2 separate regions of the Homo sapiens genome follow, and region 1 is linked to region 2. The links are chromatin loops, found by intact Hi-C in ENCODE. Cell type or tissue: PC-3. All regions are shown on one strand. Links, peaks and the distances in the headings refer to the core of each region. The heading gives the core; the rest is flanking DNA. Region 1 overlaps FUT8 (fucosyltransferase 8). Region 2 overlaps FUT8 (fucosyltransferase 8).

Region 1 (9,644 bases), core at 601-8,600, 54 kb before region 2:
TGAGTAGGCTGAGAGGAGAAGGAAGCGGAGGAATTCGTCTTGTTGGTCTCAGCATGGTAGAGGTGGAAGGGGGAAGGGGAGGCGTGAGAGGCAGGCACACATGGTGTAACTTTATGGCAATACGTCATACTTCTGCCTTTTTTGCTTTTTCATTTCTCTGAAAACATTTCCATATGGTACCAATCCTTCTTCCACCGTTTGCTTTAGTTTCAGTGCCCATATCAGAGAAGGGTCCATGTCATGAAGGAGTCAAAAGCAGTCTTGAACAATCAGACAGTCTTCTGCCATATCGTCTGATGTCATTTTGTTTTCTTGCATTCCTTCTACATTACCTGGTACTGGATTGGAAGCACTTACCGAGTCATCTTTTTAAATTCCTCTTGTGTGATGTCTATTTCTTGAATTTCTCCAAGATTTGTATCTTGAAACCCTTTAACCCACCCCCCCCTTTTTTTTTTTTTGCCATATCCACAGTCTTTTTCGTGATTTCCTTGATTGGCCCTGTGGCAAATCCTGTGAAGTCATGCACAACATCTGGACACAGTCTTCTCCAGCAGGAATTTATTGTTTCAGGCTTGATGGCTTTCATGGCTTTTTCCATAACAACGACGGCTTCTTCAGTGGTGTAATCCTTCCAGACTTTCAGGATGGTTTCTTTATTGGCATTCTCTTTCATAGAGTTGACAGTACTTTCTGTAGTGTACTGTGTCCAGTGATCCTCGTGACCCCCTGATTTAGAAGCTGAATTAGAGACATTTTGTTTGGGGGCAAGTAGACTACTTCAGCACCTTTGGTGTTGAACTCATGGGGTTCCGGGTGGCCAGGGGTATTGTTCAATAATAAAAGAACTTACAGGCAAAATACTTCCTGACTTCAGGGACAAAGCATCAATGGAACCAATCCAGAAAAAGGGTTCTCATTGCCCAGGCTTTTTTTGTTCTATGACCAAAAGACTGGGAGCTGGTGTTTATCTTTTCCCTTCAAGGCTTGGGGGTTTGTAGCATTATAGATAAGGGCAGTTCTGATCATAAACCACACTGCATTTTCACCAAACAGTAGAGTTAGCCCATCCCTTCCTGCCTTTAATCCTGGTGCTTTTTCTCTTCCTTACTAATGAATGTTTTTTATGGCATTGTTTTCCAGAATAGGGCACTTTTGTCTATATTAAAAACTTGTTTAGGCGGATATTCTTTCTCCATATTTCTTTTTTTTTTAAGAGATAGGGTCTTGCTCAATTGCCCAGGCTGACATGCAAATGGCATGATCATAGCTCACCGCAGTCTCAAACTCCTGGACTTAGGCAGTCCTCCTGCCTCAGCCTCCCGAATAGCTGGGATGCAAGTGTGCACCACTATGCCTGGCTAATTTTTAAATATTTTTTATTTTTTTGTAGAGACAGGGTCTCACTGTGTTGCCCAGTCTGGTCTTAAACTCCTGGCCTTAGGTGATCCTCCCACCTGGGCCTTCCAGAGTGCTGGGGTTACAGGTGTGAGCCATTATGCCTTCCCCCAGCTAATTAAAAAAATGTTTTTTGTAGAGGCAGGGTCTCGCTGTATTGCCCAGGCCCAGGCTGATCTTGAACTCCTGGCCTCAAACGATCCTCCTGCCTCATCTTCCCAAAGTGCTGGGATTACAGGGATGAGCCACTGCACCTGGCCTCCTCAGTGATTTTCTTTCTTTCTTTCTTTTTTTTTTTTTTTTTTCGAGACTGAGTCTCGCTTTGTCACCCAGGCTGGAGTGCAGTGGCGCGATCTCGGCTCACTGCAACCTCCGCCTTCCGAGTTCAAGTGATTCTTCTGCCTCAGCCTCCTGAGTAGCTGGGACTACAGGTGTACACCACCACGCCTGGCTAATTTTTGTATTTTTTGTAGAGACGGGGTTTCACCATATCGGCCAGGCTGGTCTCGAACTCCTGACCTTGTGATCTGCCCACCTCGGCCTCCCAAAGTGAATGATTTTCTTTCTTTTTTTTTTTTTTTTGAGATGGAGTCTGGCTCTGTCGGCCAGGCTGGAGTGCAGTGGCGCAATCTCTGCTCACTGCCAGCTCCGCCTCCCAGGTTCACGCCATTCTCCTGCCTCAGCCCCCTGAATAGCTGGGACTACAGGCACCCATCACTACGCCAGGCTAATTTTTTGTATTTTTAGTAGAGACTGGGGTTTCACAGTGTTAGTCAGGATGGTCTTGATCTCCTGACCTCGTGATCCGCCTGCCTCGGCCTCCCAAAGTGCTGGGATTACAGGCGTGAGCCACCGCGCCCGGCCTAAGTGAATGATTTTCTTAATGTCATCTGGAAAGTCGTCTGCTGCCTCTTGGTTGGCAGAAGCTGCTTCTCCTGTTATCGTGACGTTTTTAAAGCCAAAACTCTTTCTAAAATTATCAAGCCATCCGTGGCTGGCATTATATTCTTCAGCTTTAGATCCTTCGCCTTCCATTTGTTTTAAGTTGTATAATGACTTTGCTTTTTCTTGAAACTTATTAAAGTTTATAGGGATGCCTTTCTTTATAGCAATCCTGTACCCCTATAAAAGCTACATTTTCAACATGAGATAAAAAACTATTTCACAAAACGTGCACAATTTTTGCATCTGCTGGTGTGCCTTCAGCAATGGCTTCATGAATTCTTTTTTTACAATGGCCCTTATGCTGGATTCATTTATTTTGAAGTAGCACGCAACTGCAGCTGCAGACCTCAATCTACAGTACGTATCAAGCAATTCACCTTTTTCTTGTAATGCCATGATTTTTCTCTGCTTCTTGGGAGCACTTCCGGCATCACTAGTGGCACTTAGGTGTCATTTGAGGTTTATAGTATCGTACTAAACATAATGAAACCGCGAGAGATCACTTTTTACTGGAATATACAATTTATTGGAAAGATGAACTGCTTGCTTGGAGATGATTAATGTCACATGGTACTTTAAGCAAATATTCACTCTTGAGCTCACCTCATTAACAACAGGAGGTGGCTACAAAATTATTTCAATAGTACAGGGTGTAGTACAGTTAAATTTATGTAGTTATGATTTAATACTGCATCTTTACTCTTTTGAGACAGGGTTTCTCTCAGTGTCAAATGCCACCATGTGTGGCTAAGTGTGTGGTATAAGTTGTGACAATTTTTAACTTTTTATAATAGATTTGTATATATTTGTAGTAGTAAATGATAAAATAGACTAGTATCTACATATATTTTAAGCACTCATGACATACCTCTTACTTTCTATTTTTCTTTTCTTTTCTTTTTTTTTTTTTTTTTTGATGAAGTCTCATTCTGTCACCCAGGCTGGAATGCAGTGGCACGATCTCGGCTCACTGCAACGTCCACCTCTGGTGTTCAGGTGATTCTCCTACCTCAGCCTCCCGTCTTTTTCTTTTTTTGACCCAGGGTCTCACTCTGTCACTCAGGCTGGAATGTCATGATTCAATCATAGCTCACTGCAACCTCTGCCTTCTGACTCAAGCGATTCTCCCATTTCAGCCTCCCAAGTAGCTGGGACTGCAGGTGCATGCTACCATGCCTGGCTCATTTTTGTGTTTTTTGTAGAGACAGGGTTTTGCCATGTTGCCCTTGTCCAGGGTGGTTTTGAACTCCAGTGCTCATGATCCTCCTGCCTTGACCTCCCAAAGTGCTGGGATTACAGGTGTGAGCCACTGCACATGGCCTACTTTTTTGATATTTCTAGGTTATATGGTTGTCTATGAATATTTTCAAATTGTCACAAACCTCCCCCAAATTTATCAACATATTTATTGAAAAACATTAGCATATGAGTGGACCCTCAAAATTCAAACCTGTGTTGTTCAAGTTTTAAGCCCTGAGAGCTCTAAGAGTTTAAAGCTAAAAACAATTAGAAAAAAAATGGAGTTTCTTTTTTTTTTTTTGAGACGGAGTTTCACTCTTGTTGCCCAGGCTGGAGTGCAATGGCACGAACTCGGCTCACCACAACCTCCACCTCCTGGGTTCAAGCGATTCTCCTGCCTCAGCCTCCCAAGTAGCTGGGATTAAAGGCATGCACCACCACACCCAGCTAATTTTTTTGTATTTTTAGTAGAGACAGGGTTTCTCCATGTTAGTCAGGCTAGTCTAGAACTCACGACCTTAGGTGATCCACCCGCCTCGCCCTCCCAAAGTGCTGGGATTACAGGTATGAGCCACCATGCCTGGCCGTTTTTTTTTTTTTTTTTTTTAAACATGAAATGTTCTTTTTCCCCCTGGTTTTATTGAGGTATAATTGGCAAATAAAAATTGTATATATTTAAGGTGTACAACTTGATGTTTTGGTATATGTGTAGATTGTGAAATGTTTACCACAATCATGCTAATTAACACATCCGTCACCTCACATAGTTATTTTTGTGTGTTTGTGTGGTGAGAACATTTAAAATCTCCTTTCTGGCTGGGAGCAGTGGCTCATGCCTGTAATCCCAACACTTTGGGAGGTTGAGGCAGGCGGATCATGAGGTCAGGAGTTTGAGACCAGCCTGGCCAACATAATGAAACCCCATCTCTATTAAGAATACAAAAAATTAGCTGGGTGTGGTGGCGGGCCCCTGTAATCCTAGGTATTTGGGAGTCTGAGGCAGGAGAATTGCTTGAACCTGAAAGACGGAGGTTGCAGTGAGCTGAGATCACGCCACTGCACTCCAGCCTGGGTGACAGTGCAAGACTCTGTCTCAAAAAAAAAAAAAATCTACTTTCTTAGCACATTTAGTGTGTACAATAAATATTATTAACTGTGGTCACCATGCTGTACGTTAGATCTCTCGAACTTACTCATCCTGAATAACCCTTTGGCCAACATCTCCCCATTTCCTCCTCACCCCAGCCCTTGGCAACCACCATTCTGTTCTCTGCTTCTATGAGTTCACCTTTTTTAGATTCCATATATAAGTAAGATCATGTAGTACGTGTATTTGTCTTTTTCTGCCAGTCCTATTTTACTTAGCCTAATGTCCTTCGGGTTCATCCATGTTATTTGCAGATAACAGTGTAAAGGGGAGGCAAACTTTACCTCCACCTTTTTAAAGTTTTTTTTTTTTTTTTGCTTGGCCTCACAAATTACCATAAGATAGATTATCAGGAGAAAAGCACACAAATTTATTCAATACAAGTTTTATGTGGCACAGGAGCCCTCATAAGGAAACAGACCCAAAGATACAGTTAGAATTGAATACTTACATACTGAATTGGACAAAGGATAATAACTTGTGAAAAATAAACTGGATTATATGGGGAGGCTTAAAGGATAGAAGTTATTTTAACAAAGTCTGTATGGAATTCTCTTTGTCTCCATATCCCGTCCTTGATGATAAAAATGTTGCTTTCCTTTTAGTTTAAGGAGGACATCATTCACATGGGAATTTCATCTGCTTTTAAGAAATAGAAGAAAGGTCAGAGCGCTCTTCTTACACCTGCTGTTTTTCAAGTGCCTTTGACTCAAAATAGTCAATATGTCAGAATGGCGTATTTAAACTCCAACAGGATTGTCTTACTTTTTAAAAGCTGAATATGAATCCTGTGTGTGTGAGCATGCACACACACATGCACACATAACACATTTTCTTTCTTTTTTTTTGAGACGGAGTCTCTCTTTGTCGCCCAGGCTGGAGTGCAGTGGTGTGATCTTGGCTCACTGTAAGCTCTGCCTCCCGGGTTCAGGCCATTCTCTTGCCTCAGCCTCCCTAGTAGCTGGGACTACAGGTGCCCGCTACCATGCCCGGCTAATTTTGTTTTTGTATTTTTAGTAGAAACAGGGTTTCACCATGTTAGCCAGGATGATCTCAATCTCCTGACCTCGTGATCCGCCCGCCTTGGCCTCCTGAAGTGCTGGGATTACAGGCGTGAACCACCGCGCCTGGCCTACATAACACATTTTCTTTACCCGTTTATCCATTGGTGGACGCTTACGTTGACTCCATATCTTAGCTATATGAATAATGCTTTCATGAACATTGGAGTGCAGATACCTCCTTGACATACTGATTTCATTTCCTTTGGATGTATACCCATAAGTGGAATTGGTGGAGCATATGGTAGTTCTATTTTTAATATTTTGAGGAACCTCCACACTGTTCTTTTATAATGGCTGTCTCAATTTACATTCCCACCAACAGTGTACAAGATTCCCTTTTCTCCACATCCTCATCTTTTGTCTTTATGTGAATAGCCATTCTAACAGGCGTGAGGTGATACAGAATTGTGGTTTTGATTTGCATTTTTGTGATGGTTCATCAGTATTTTTTCATATACCAATTGGCCATTTATATGTCTTCTTTTGAGAAATGTCTATTTAGGTCTGTAGCCCATTTTTTAATTGCATTATTTGTTTTCTTGCTATTGAGTTGAGTTCCTTATATACCGAATTCCTTCTTAGTAATTTTAAAAATAGCATTATTAAGGTATAATTTATATACCATAACATTCATAGTTCAAGTTCTAGTAAATTTATATAGTTGTGCAACAATTATCACAATCCAGTTTTAGAAAACTTTCATCTTCCAAAAAACCCATTCTTGTCCATTTGCAGTCACTCCCTGTGCCTATCCCCAGCTCCAGGCAACCACTGATCTGCTTTTTGTCTCCATGGTTTTGCCATTTCTTGATTTTTAATATTAATGGAATCATACAATAGTGTAGTCTTTTGTGTACTCCTCCTTTCATTTAGCATGATTCTGTTTAGTAATGGGAATGAATGGATAAAGTACAAAAGCTTTGAACTTGGAATCAGGAGACTTGGATACTAGTAGTGTGTGCCACCAAATATATAAACATGGTTAACCACTTGTCCCCTCTCGGCCTCTGCTTTTTCTTCCATAAAATGAATTATTTTGACTTTCTTATATCCCACTTTTCACAGCTGGGTAGACATTCACTGACCTTTTCTTAAAAGGTACATTAACTCTTCCTCTTAAATGTAGCCACTGTGTGTGTGTGTGTCTTTTTCTGGATCAAAAAAATGAGGCTTATGTCAGCTATGGTCTGAATGTCTCTTCAGAATTCTTACGTTGAGACCTAACCTTCACTTTGATGGTTTTAAGAGGTGGGGCCTTTGGGAGGTACCTACGTCATGAGCGCAGAGCTCTCAGGAATGGGATTAGTGTCTTTACTATTAAAGAGGCCTGAGGGAGCTTGAACCCCCACTTTCTGCCATCACCAGACACCAAACCTTGATCTTGCACTTCCTAGCCTCCAGAACTGTAAGCAATAAATTTCTGTCATTTATAAGTTACCCAGTCTAAGGTATTTTGTTATAGCACCCCAAACGGACTAAGACATGGTCTAATGGATGATTCAGCAATGAACAAATTTGGAATTGTCTGGAAGAATCAAGATGGGTGATTAAACATTTTCTTGGGCATTTCTTAGTTCACACATACAACTCTGAGGATGGGGATAATCTTAAATGCTGAGTTAATAAAGATTTTTGACGAGAACAAAGCCATAGTTGAATAATTCTGTGAGGTAGAGCTTCAAAAGTGATTGAAACTTGTTATGAAGAGAAGTACAAGACTATATGCTGTTTTAGTTTTTTGTTTTGGGAGTAGAAAGTGGGTTGGAACAATTTCAGTGAAGTTTGTGCCAAGCTGCACTCAAGGTAGTCAAGTGGGGTTAGATAGTTTTTCAAGAAGAACGAAGGAAAGTGCATGACTATCATTGGGAAGGTTGTCCTAGAGGCAAAGCTGACAGGTAACATTCAGGTTATAAACTAGGAAAACAATACATGTATGGGGGATTTAAAAAATAGTGTACATGTGTATATGTGTGTGTTTGTAACAGGAGTAGACAATTGACTGAGTAGGCTGGTGTCAGGTATATGCTAAAAGAGTAATGTTCATTTTCAGTATAGTATAAAAAAAGAGAATTGAATCACAGCTGCCTAAATTTAAAAATCAGTGTTGTAACTGCTTTCAAATAATCAATAATTTGACTTTTAGAAACCTTCAGGGCTTGTTATTTTACCTACAGTAGTAGGAAGTATGGCTATTAAATGATTGAACTTTATTTTTACCCAACATACTAGAGCATATGAGTGATAACCCACAGAGCAGACACTGGAGGAGGGGAATGTAGCTATAAATGTATTTTAATGATGGTGTCATTACAGCGGCGTAAGAAAATTTGTTTCATGTTTTAGAGTCACACTTTTTGTTCAAAAGTAGCATTTCCAATGTAGGTAAACCACTTTTTGATAACAAATATCTCCAAATCAAAACTATGTTTATTTTATGAAGATTTGTCACTCTGACAATATTATAAACATTATATTAAGACTTTAAAGCAGGCCAGGCATGGTGCCTCATGCCTGTAATCACAGCATTTTGGAGGCTGAGATGGGAGGATTGCTTGAGCCCAGGAATTTGAGATCAGCCTGGGCAACATGGTGATACCCCATCTTTACAAATAATTAAAAAATCAGCCGGGTGTGGTGGTGTGTGCCTGTAGGCCCAGCCATTTGTGAGGCTGAGTTGGGAGGATCACTTGAGCACGGGAGGTCAAGGCTGCCGGTAAGCTGAGATTGTACCACTGCGCTCCAGCCTGGATAGTAGAGTGAGACTGTCTCAAAAAAAAAAAAAAAAAAAAAAAAAAGACTTACAAGAGACTTTAAAGCAGCTACAAAAGTTGAATCCCAAAGCTTTTTATGAAATGTCAGTGTCAGCGTTATGGAAATAAATGTAGAACTCTCTGAGGTGACTGTTCTTATTGCAAGAATCTTTTTTTGTTTTTGTTTTTTTTTTTGAGACAGGGTATCACTCTGTTGCCCAGGCTGTAGTGCTGTAGTGCTTTCATGGCTTACTGCAGCCTCGACCCCTGGGGCAGAATCTATCCTCCCAGCTCAGCCTCCTGAGTAGCTGGGACTGTAGACACATACCACCACGCCCAGCTAATTTTTTTTTGTTTTTGATATTTTTTGTAGAGACAGGGTTTCTCTGTGTTGCCCAGGCTGGTCTCGAACTCTGAGCTCAAGCGACCTGCCCACCTCGGCCACCCAAAATGTTGGGATTACAGGGGTAAGCCATTGCACCAGCCAAGAATGTTCTTTTGAAAATGTGTTATGCCATATTTATTTTAAAAGTCCCACTGAATTTTTAATACATATAAAATACTGAAATATGAGTTGTGTAATTGGAAAAATGTCAATGTAAATGAAAAGAGACACTTTTTCTGTTCTGAAGCTTCAAAATATTAAAGATCATCGTTCATATTTTCCTGGGGAATTTTTATTTTTAGTCATAATAGTAAATGAGCAGCCGTCAGAAGATATAGCCATTTCTAGGTTTAGAATTCCTTTTCTTTATATAGTTCTCTTGAATACTTGTCTTTAAGAAAATAGACATTAAGGATTTCTTGTGTAATCAAATACTACTTTGATATTTGTACAGAGCATGAGAGCAAGACTAGAACCACATTAAAGCAGGAAGAATAATTAAAAGTTTTGTAACATAGCAAAGAATAGATGGGGTAATTTACAATGGAAAAGTAGACGTACAGAACATCATTAGATGGGATATAGAAAGCTCTCTTTAAAAAAGGGATATCAGATCAAATAGACTGAAGAATTTGTATCCTACAAGTTAAGTAAAAAATGAGATGAGCAATTAATGAGAAAATGTGCTCTAAAATACTTGGTTGCATTGATTGGCA
Region 2 (9,644 bases), core at 485-8,484:
ATAAGTTAATAATTACAGTACAGGAAGTCCCCTGATTTCCTCTATAATAACATGTCTCCCAAAATGTGATTGAAAATAAAAATTCCACATGTCATAGGCGTAGGAGGTATTTGGGTGTTTGTATGGAGAGTCATTTCACAGAGCTAAAATTTATTATTATAAAATACTCAATTCTAGTTCCTGGGCATGTTATCTCCTTTGGAATTAGAAATCTTAGTTGCTGCATAACATTAAAAGTGTCAGGATGATGCCTGTAATCCCAGCACTTTTGAAGGTAGAGGCAGAGCATTGCTTGAGGCCAGGATTTTGAGACCAGCCTGGGCAACATAGTGAGACCCTGTCTCTACCAAAAAATTTAAAAAAATTAGCCAAGCATGGTGGTGTGTGCATGTAGTCCTAGGTACTTAGGAGGCTGAGGCAGAGGATCGCTTGAGCTCAGGTATTTGAGGCTGCAGTGAGGCTGCAGTGAGGCTGAGCTCTACCATATAGAGCTCAGGCTCTATATGGTAGAGCCACTGCAATCCAGCCTCCGCAACAGAGTGAGACCTTGTCTTGGGGGGCAAAAAGTGTAAGGATGGGATTTCTAGGCATATTTGGGGCTGAGGAAATCAGTCTTGGGCCCAACCTCCTTGTAGGGGGTGAGGTGGCAACCTCTGGAATTTGAGGCCTGCTACTGGGATTGTAGGTATAGGAAGTTGAGAGGGAAAGGGTCTTTCTCACCCTGCTGTGGTAGTAAGAGCTTGGTGCTTAATGGGTGCCTTTTAGTTGTTTGATCACCTAGGATTTCTGCTTAGAACCCAGCAATACTTGTAGGCCTGCACAGTCCCAAGAGAGAAATCAGAGACTTGGTGATAAGTCAAGGGTAAGAGATGAGATAAGAGAGCACCTACACTATAGGATATTAGAACTACAACTCCAATTACTCCTTCACTCTCATCTTTTTCCCTCTCCCAGCTGCCAAGTATATGTGACTAGTGGTTTGTCCAGAGCAGGACTGGAGGATGGGGTAGGAAGAATTATTATTTTTTCATCATAGATCAGGATAGTGTCATGTCCCCCTAAACTTCAGGGAGGCCTGGCTTCATACCTCTTCTTCCAATTTCCTAGCATTGTGCAATGACAAAGCTTCATGCAGTAACTCAAAATCATTGTTAATAAGGTGATATCTAAAAGATTGAATTTGATGTTCTGAAGTTAGTGTGAGGATGTCAGTCTGTTAATGTGTGAAATGTTTTGAGCTGTGTGAAACTCAATTTTGCTTAGTGTGTTAAGTACAACTGAAGTAGGTGTAAAAGTCAGTAGTAGCACACAGAAAGGAGTAATGAATTGTGTCTAGAGGGTCAGGAAAGGTCTCACAAAGGAGAGGATCCTTGAATTCTTTGTTCAAGTGGTAGAGTTAAAGAAGTAGATTTTTTTTTTTTTTTTTTTTTTTTTTTTTTTTTTGGCGACAGGGTTTTGCTGTAGGTCTCCCAGGCTGGAGTACAGTGGCGCTATCATAGCTCACTGCAATCTCTAAACTTCTGGGCTCAAGCATAGAAATAGATCTGATAGTGGAAGTCTCTGCCCAGTAATACTGAGATCTTGGAACCTTACTCATTTCAGAAATGGCTCTGGTCTGAATACATTATATGGGACTAAGCTCTTCTAAATATCTTTATCCCTTAATTCTTTATGCATAAACTTCAGCAACTTCTAAGCTACCATTAGGAAATTTTCACTGTAAATTATATACTGGATGATTGAATTTTTAGAATTAGATTTATTCCAAATGTAAGTCAACCTAAATGTAAAGTTTTTCTCTACTTAAATATAAGCTTTTTTGGCACTCTTGAAGATTCTGAGTATTTCTGTGGACAGTTATGGCCATCAGGGTGTTTGTTTGAATTCTGGAATTGCCCTAGAGAGCACATAAGCTGTGGAGTAAAGCAGGTGTGTGGTCTGACTCCTGACTTGGTCACTTAAGATCTGTGCAACCTTGAATAGTAACTTCGATGCTAATTTTCCACATCTGTAAAATATGGATAAAAAATGCAGAGTCTTTAGCACAGTTCCTGGCATGAAGTAATGGCTCAATAAATGTTAATTATTACTATTGTTAACTAAATAAGAGTTCCCTAGGTCTCTGACTTCAAACATATAGTTGTTGGAGACTATGAATACCTTGGGGCCACCTTGAGCTAAGACTAGATGCTCAGGAGCACCTTTTTGATTAGTCATTTATTCATTGAGCATATATTTTTGCATTGTTTAAACTTTAGCAAAATACCTAAGTCAGTCAATTCTATTTTTATACAGATATTTCTATATAGAGGAGATTTCCTATAGGATGACCTGTTCTGGGTGTGTCTATCTGACCTGCAGCTAATCAAGTGACTACAGCTTTGCTAATTTTTTTTTTGAAAAACCCTAATATTGTTAAACAGTAGTACAGAGGAAATAAGCTGTTGGTCAGCTTCTAAATTCTGGCACGGGTTAGATTTGCCTAAGAGCAAATCATATAGCAAGAGTTGATGAGAGAACTTTTCTCATATCTTCTAGCCTGGGTAAGTTTGTCTCATTTGGTGTCAAGTCAGAGGAATCTGAACTATAGAACCAAATTGTAGGGAAAGATGACTAAGGGTTTGTGATGTCTTTTTTTTTTTTTACCCCCCTCAAAGGAGTTCTAGGTGTAAAAAGCATCATGGTTTAAACGTTACGAGGCATCAGTGAAGGCAGCAGAAAAGTCAGAAACTAATATAGCCAAGTCTAGATTGTATCTGTTATAAACTCTTTAATCAGAAGATTCTAGCTTCTAGAACCAGGTCTGTAAAATGTTGAGAGCCCTCTAAGTAAACTCCATTATAGTCATTTAATTGATTTTTCTTTGTCTTTCTTCTTGGACATACTCTTCTTTAAAGAGAGCGTTCCCCCCTCTACCCCAGATAGTATCTATCTTTGAGGTTTTGAGAACAATAGTATTCTTGTTCTTTAGGTTCTGAGTTGCTGACTTGAGGGAATTTGATACACAGGAGTCCCCAAGGCCCCCCAGTGGATACCTGAAACCATGGATAGTACTGAACCCTATATATACAGGTCAGGCATCCCAAATCTGAAATCCAAAACGTTCCAAAATCTGAAACCGACGTGACACTCTGAAGAAATGCTCACTGGAGCATTTTGGATTTGTGGATTTGAGATGCTCAACTGGTAAGTATAACACAAATATCCCCAATAGGAAAAACTCCCTATTCCCATTAGTTTTTACTTGATATTCTGAATTCTTAAGTGTGATTTTTTTTTCTAATTTGGGGATAGCTCCTATTTTTGTGAGAGAAATTAATGGGAAATTTTGAGATGGTAACTAGAAATTGTCTTTGCAGTGTTAAATTTTTAGTTGGGAGGCTACTAGGCTGGGTGGCTCTAGCTGTTTAAGTTCCTGTCTAAGCAAACCAAAGCCCAACTTAGAAAGTAAAAGGAAACTAGATATTTTGCCAACTAGAAACCACCTAAGTAATCTCTAACTAGTGTCTTTCCACTCTGACCAATGAGATATGTTTTCTTTGTCTTCCGTGTTCAGCCTATAAAGCTTACAGCCCACACTGCTGTGAATGAAGCTCTTCAAACCTTTTATGGTTCAGAGTGCTGCCTAATTGATGAATCATTCTTTGCACAGATAAACTCTTTTGTCTGTTTTTGCTTTAAACAACAAAGGAACATAAATTCTGTTAATTGATTGTATGAATATAACAGTGAAAATTCCCTGTTAGGCTTTGGTTATCAGTATTTTAGGAATACTTTTTAAAACATCCCCTTTAGCTTTTAATGTGTTTTGGTTAGACAAGATGATGTATGTGTCAGTATAATGCCAGGCTCACAAAAGTTGCTAACTAAATGTTAGTTCCTTCAATACATACATTCATTCCCTGGGACATGGTTCCAAAAGTAGATTATCATAAGAATTCTGTGAGAAGCTTTGAAAAAACTACAGATGTCTATGGCATATATTAATACATGGCGTCTATATCCATACATGTATGTAAATGTATGCAAACAATTTAATCTACTTTTTCCTTAACATTAACTCCTTCAGATAGAATGGTTGGCCCAAATGATTTAATTATTTTTTAGGTTGTTGATTCATAGAAACAAATCCCCTGCAGAAAGGTTGTACCAATTTACACGGTTACCTTTCTTCACATTTTCTCTAACACTGGGTATTCTTGAGCTTTTAGTATTTCTCAGTTGGTGGAAAGGATCTCTTAGTTTGTTGGGATCTCTTTGATTATGAGTGAGATTCAGCATTTTCCATAATTTACTGATGTCTGCATTTCTTCCTCCCTCCTTCCCTTTCTTCTTTCCTTTCTCCTTCTCCTACTTCCACTTTCTCCCGTCCTGTCCTCCCTTTCCCCTGCTCTCCCTCTTTCTTCCCCTTCTATCCCCCTCCCCTCCTGTTTTTCCTTCTTTGCTTGTTTTTGATCTCTGTTCTTCCACATATGAAGATTCTATTTTGACCAGCAATAAGTTGAATTATGGGGCTAGAAGATAAGGACTAAAAACAAGAATTGGTGTCCAGAAAGGTGGGGTAATTTTGATTACTATGCCTGTTGCAAACATGAGCAAGATGTTAAATGTATCATAGATCTGCAAGGTTTTTTTAATTCATATTTTTTATCTATTGTCTCATTAATGTTATCTTTGAGAAATGGTTCTTTTCAGTTTGAGAATGGGGGAATTGGATTTAAAATTTTCTTACATGAAGAAACCAAATATTTTGCTGCTATCCTTTGGAAACTTCTTACTATGATTGGTTCTGGGTGGCATTGGAATCAGTTTGAAATGATGCCATTAATGACCACATGTTTGGATTTCTTGACTATGGGTAAATGTGATTAGAACAGAAATCCCTTAATAATAGGGATTCTTTATCTTTGTGTCCCTAGTGCCTCATAGTATCTGGCCCTAATTAGGAGCTTTAGAAGTGCTTATTGACTGATTGCTTTTTTATCTGAATCGGCCCTTTCTATCCCATCATTATGATAACATCCATCTTGGTAGTAGTAAAACTGTTGCAAACTGCAGAAATGAACTGTGATTTTTTTTTTTTTTTTTTTTTTTTTTAAAGACAGGGTCTCACTCTGTCACCCAGGCTGGAGTGCAGTGGCATGAACATCTTAATAGCTCACTGCAGCCTCAACCTCCCCAGGCTTAGGTGATCCTCCCACCTCAGCCACCAGAGTAGCTGGAACTACAGGTACACTCCATCATGCCCAGCTAATTTTTGTATTTTTTGTAGAGACAGGTTTCATCATGTTGCCCAGGCTGGTTTCAATCTCCTGGGCTCAAGGGATCTGCCTACCTTGGCCTCCCAAAGTATTGGGATTACAGGTGTCAGCCACGGTGCCTGGCACAAATAACTTTTTCAGACACCACTTTTGATTCTTCTGGGTATGTATCCAGAAGTGGAATCACTGGTATCATACTGTAATTCTATTTTTTTTTTTTAAATGGAGTCTCACTCACTCAGGCTGGAGCGTAGTGGTACTATCTCGGCTCACTGCAACCACTGCCTTCTGGGTTCAAATGATTCTCCTACCTCAGCCTTCCAAGTAGCTGGGACTACAGGCGTGTACCACCACACTGGCTAATTTTTTTTTGTATTTTTAGTAGAGATGGGGTTTCACCATGTTGGCTAGGCTGGTCTCGAACTGCTAACCTCAAGTGATCTGCCTGCCTTGGCCTCCCAAAGTGCTAGAATTATAGGCATGACCATCGTTTTCAGCCTCTTTAATTCTTTTTTCAATTTTTTGAGGAGACATCATACTGTTTTCCACAGTGGCTACACCATTTTACATTTCCATCAGCACTGCACAGGGTTCTAATTTCAGCACATTCTTACCAACACTTATTTTCTGCTGGTTTTTTTTTATAATCATCATCATCTTAATGGGTGTGAAGTGGTATCTCATTGTGGTTTTGATTTGCATTTTTGAAATGATAAGTGATGTTGAGCATCTTTTCTTATGCTTACTGTTCATTTGCATATTTTCTTTGGAGAAATACCTATTTAAGTCCTTTGCCCACTGTTGAGTCAGATTTTTTGTTGTTGAGTTTTAGGGATACTTTTTAAAGATGCTAATCACGTGAACTCCTTTTTAAGTGATTTATAATTCCGTAACATATACTTTTTTTTTTCTGATCGATTTCCTTATAGTTTGTATTCTAGTGGGTTAATGGAGTGTGATTTTTTTTTAAAACAGCTTTGCTGAGGTGTGATTGGCATAAAAAATACTGCACACATCTGAAATGAACAATTTGATTAGTTTTGACATATGTATACATCTGTGAATCCATACTCATTACCTCCACAGATTTCTTCTTGCCCCCTTGTAATCTTTTCCCCCACTACTACCCATCCTTCCTTGTCTCCAGGAAAATCCTGAATTGCTTTTGGTCACTATAAATTTAGTGCCTTTTCTAAAGTTTTTTTTTAAAATGGAACTTCTAGTATATACTTTTGGGCAGGGGCTGTCCATTCCTGTGTTTATTTATCCTTTGTATATTTTCTTTGGTAAAATATCTGTTCAAATATTTTGGCCATTATTTAAATTGGGTTGTTTGTTTTCTTATTATTGAGTTTTGAGAGCGGTTTATATTCTTGATCAAAGTTGTTTATAAGATACGTGCTTCGCAGATGTATTTTTCCTGGACTGTTGCTTGTCTTTTCTTTCTCTTAATAGTGTCTTTTGAAGAGCACACATTTTAAATTATGATGAAATTTGTTTGTTCTCATATGGATTGTGTTTATCTATCAGTTTGTTCTCATATGGATTCTATTTTTGTTTATGTATCTAAGATATATTTGCCTAATCCAAGGGCATAGAAGTTCTCTCCTGGAAGTTTTATGGTTTTGTATTTAGACCTATGATGCATTTTGAGTTAATTTTTTTATATGGGATAAAAATTGGATAGAAATTCTTTTTTGGGGGGTAGAGACATGCAGTTATTTCAGCATCATTTACTGAAGTGGTTTGTGTCCTTTTGATTTTTGTCAAAAATCATTTGACTGTATACGCGTGGGTTTATTTCTGACTCTTATTTTGTTCCACTGACCTCTTTGTCTTTCTTTTTTTTTTGTCTCTCATACCAGCTCAGTTTTAATTTTAAAGTGACAAATGTACAGGTGGAATAAAATTTTAAGCAACACCCTCCAAATTCCTCTTACATGACAAGAAGAAGCTGAATGTAATTTTGCTCTATAACCAACTAAACAGTAGCTCAGGATAGACATAAAGCCAACTTTTCCAATTAAGCCTTTGTGAAAATCAATTTCTAAATGGATCACAACTCCAGGATATTGTTTCTGTGCTGTGATTTCTTTGTCTTTCTTGATGCCACTACCATGCTGACTATTATGGCTTTATAAGTCATGAAATCGGGTCACGTTAACCCATACAACTGCTTGTTCCTTTTCAGAGCAATTTTGGCTATTGTGCTGGTTACCAATCTGTTGCCTCTCAGCTCCAAATGCATCCTTTTTGCCTGCTCTGTGAAAATAGATCAGGCCCTTTAAATATTTTTCTTTTGTCAGCTGACAATGTTAAGTTTTGCCAGTACAGAGTGCTGGAGAAACACTGCAGAGAAGTTTTGCTTGTTCGTTTCTGTGTACTTGCTTAGTGGACTGTAGCAACACACTCAGCTTCTCCAGTGTCAACCCACATTGGCTTTCCCACTCTACAGTTTCTGTAGGATGCATGTTTTCACCATTATCAGGCTTCTGCAGTGCTCAGAGGGCAGCAATACCCAGCAACCAGTGACCCGAGGCCAGCAACTTCTTTTACTTCCCCCTCAGTTGGATTTGTAACAGAGTATCTTTGGTGGGACACTTCTGTGTGAAGAGATTTTACTAGCACCCTAAAGAATGGATTTCTGGCAAGTTCCACAAGGTAGACTTCCAGTAAGTTCTGCTGGTGCAGCACTACAGCAACTTCCGTGCTATTCAGTGAGAGGACTGTGTTCTCTCCAACAAGGTCTGGATCTCAGCCCTGGGATGGTTTAGGGTCGGAGGAAGCTCTTGCCTTGGTGTTCTGTGTCAGCCTAGGGAGCATTGGCTACTCTTAAGAGTTCTCTTTATTTCTCATTAGTTAATTAGCTGTTTCTCCAACCCCATGTTAAATAGTTAGTGATCCTTTTTATTAAGCTTTCACTTTTCAAATTACTGTGTGGCTTTTCTCTCCGGAATGGCTTTACATTTCCATATGAATTTAAGAAACAGTATGTAAATATTTGATTGGAATTGCATCGAATCTATAGATGAATTTGAGGGACAGTTGACATCTTAACGATATCAAGTCTTCTGACTCATGAATAAAATGTCTCCATTTATTTGGATGTTTAATTTCTTTCAGCAGTATTTTATTGTTTTCAATGTACTGATCTTACCCATATTTTATTAGGTTGATCTTTAAGTATTTTATATTTTTTGATGCTTTTATAAATATTTAAATAACATATCAATTTTTTTTTTTTGAGACAGAGTTATTGGCCAAGTGTGGTCAGTAACTGTCACCCAGGCTGGAGTGTGGTGGCATGATATCAGCTCACTGCAACCTTCACCTTCTGGTTTCAAGTGATTCTTCTGACTCAGCCTCCTGAGTAGCTGAGATTGCTCAGCTACCACACCCAGCTAATTTTTGTATTTTTAATAGGGATGGGATTTCACCATCTTGGCCAGGCTGGTCTCGAACTCCTGACCTCAAGTATCTGCCCTCCTCGGCCTCCCAAAGTGCTGGGATTAAAGGCGTGAGCCACCACACCCGGCCAATAACATACAATTTTTAATTGTTCATTACTAATGTATAAGAATGCAATTGATTTTTGTATAGTGGCATTGTATCCTGAAAACCTGCTGTACTCATTCTGGTAGCTTTTTTTGTAGATTACATTGGCTTTTCTGCATAGACAAAGCATGTCTTTTGTGAATAAAGAGAGCTTTATTTCTTCCATTCTAATAAAAAGACAATCCTTTTATTTCTTTTTCTTGCCTGATTTCACTGGCTAAAACCTCTGATATAATGTTGAATAGAAAAAGAGCAGACATCTTAGTCTTGTTTCTAATCTTAGGGGGAAAGCATCTATTCTCTCACAATTAAGTATGATGTTGTAGATTTTTCAGGATGCACTTTACTGGGCTGAGGAAGTTTTTTTCCATTCCTAGTTTGGGTAAAGTGTAAAAGAAAATTAGGAATGGATTTTGAATTTTGTCAGTTTTTTTTAATGTGTTGAAATGATCCCATGTTTGTTTTTTTTAAAGTTTTTTATTAGCCAGACATGGTGGCACACACCTGTAGTCCCAGTTACTCGGGAGGCTGAGGTGCAAAGATTGCTTGAACTTGGGTGGTAGAGGCTTCAGGGAGCCAAGATCATGCCACTGCACTCCAGCCTGGGTGACAGGGTGAGGCCCTGTCTCAAAAAAATAAAAAAATTTGTTAATATGGTGGATTACATTGCTTGATTTTTAAAGGTTAATCCAACTGTATGTTTCTGAAATAAGCCCACTTGGTTATGATGTATATTTGGCTTCTTGATGTTGCCCCACAGTTCACTGATGCTCTTTATATTCTTTTTGTGTTCTTTTCTCTTTTTGTGTTGTATTTTTGGATCGTCTT

Evidence for each region. A loop is a pair of places that touch in the nucleus more often than their neighbours do. Peaks named below come from ENCODE experiments on the same cell type or tissue, not always from the same donor. Only the 100,000 strongest peaks of a DNase experiment are listed, where the experiment ranks them.
Region 1: it touches region 2 in a loop (2.5-fold over the local background); 6 of 110 quality-filtered maps call a loop at or near these places.

The regions. Positions count from the first base shown.
Region 1 is chr14:65,421,300-65,430,943 of GRCh38, forward strand. The region is part of intron 1 of FUT8 (fucosyltransferase 8); the gene reads left to right. Among named protein-coding and RNA genes, the nearest start is that of FUT8, 13 kb to the left of the region's middle. RefSeq lists a silencer at 3,998-4,198 and an enhancer at 4,686-4,755. In PC-3, for the core only: no CTCF peak of the experiment used is centred there; DNase peaks (open chromatin) are centred at 3,432 and 4,802; H3K4me3 peaks cover 1,466 bases; H3K27ac peaks cover 2,936 bases.
Region 2 is chr14:65,475,229-65,484,872 of GRCh38, forward strand. The region is part of intron 2 of FUT8 (fucosyltransferase 8); the gene reads left to right. Among named protein-coding and RNA genes, the nearest start is that of MIR625, 8.9 kb to the left of the region's middle. In PC-3, for the core only: no CTCF peak of the experiment used is centred there; no DNase peak of the experiment used is centred there.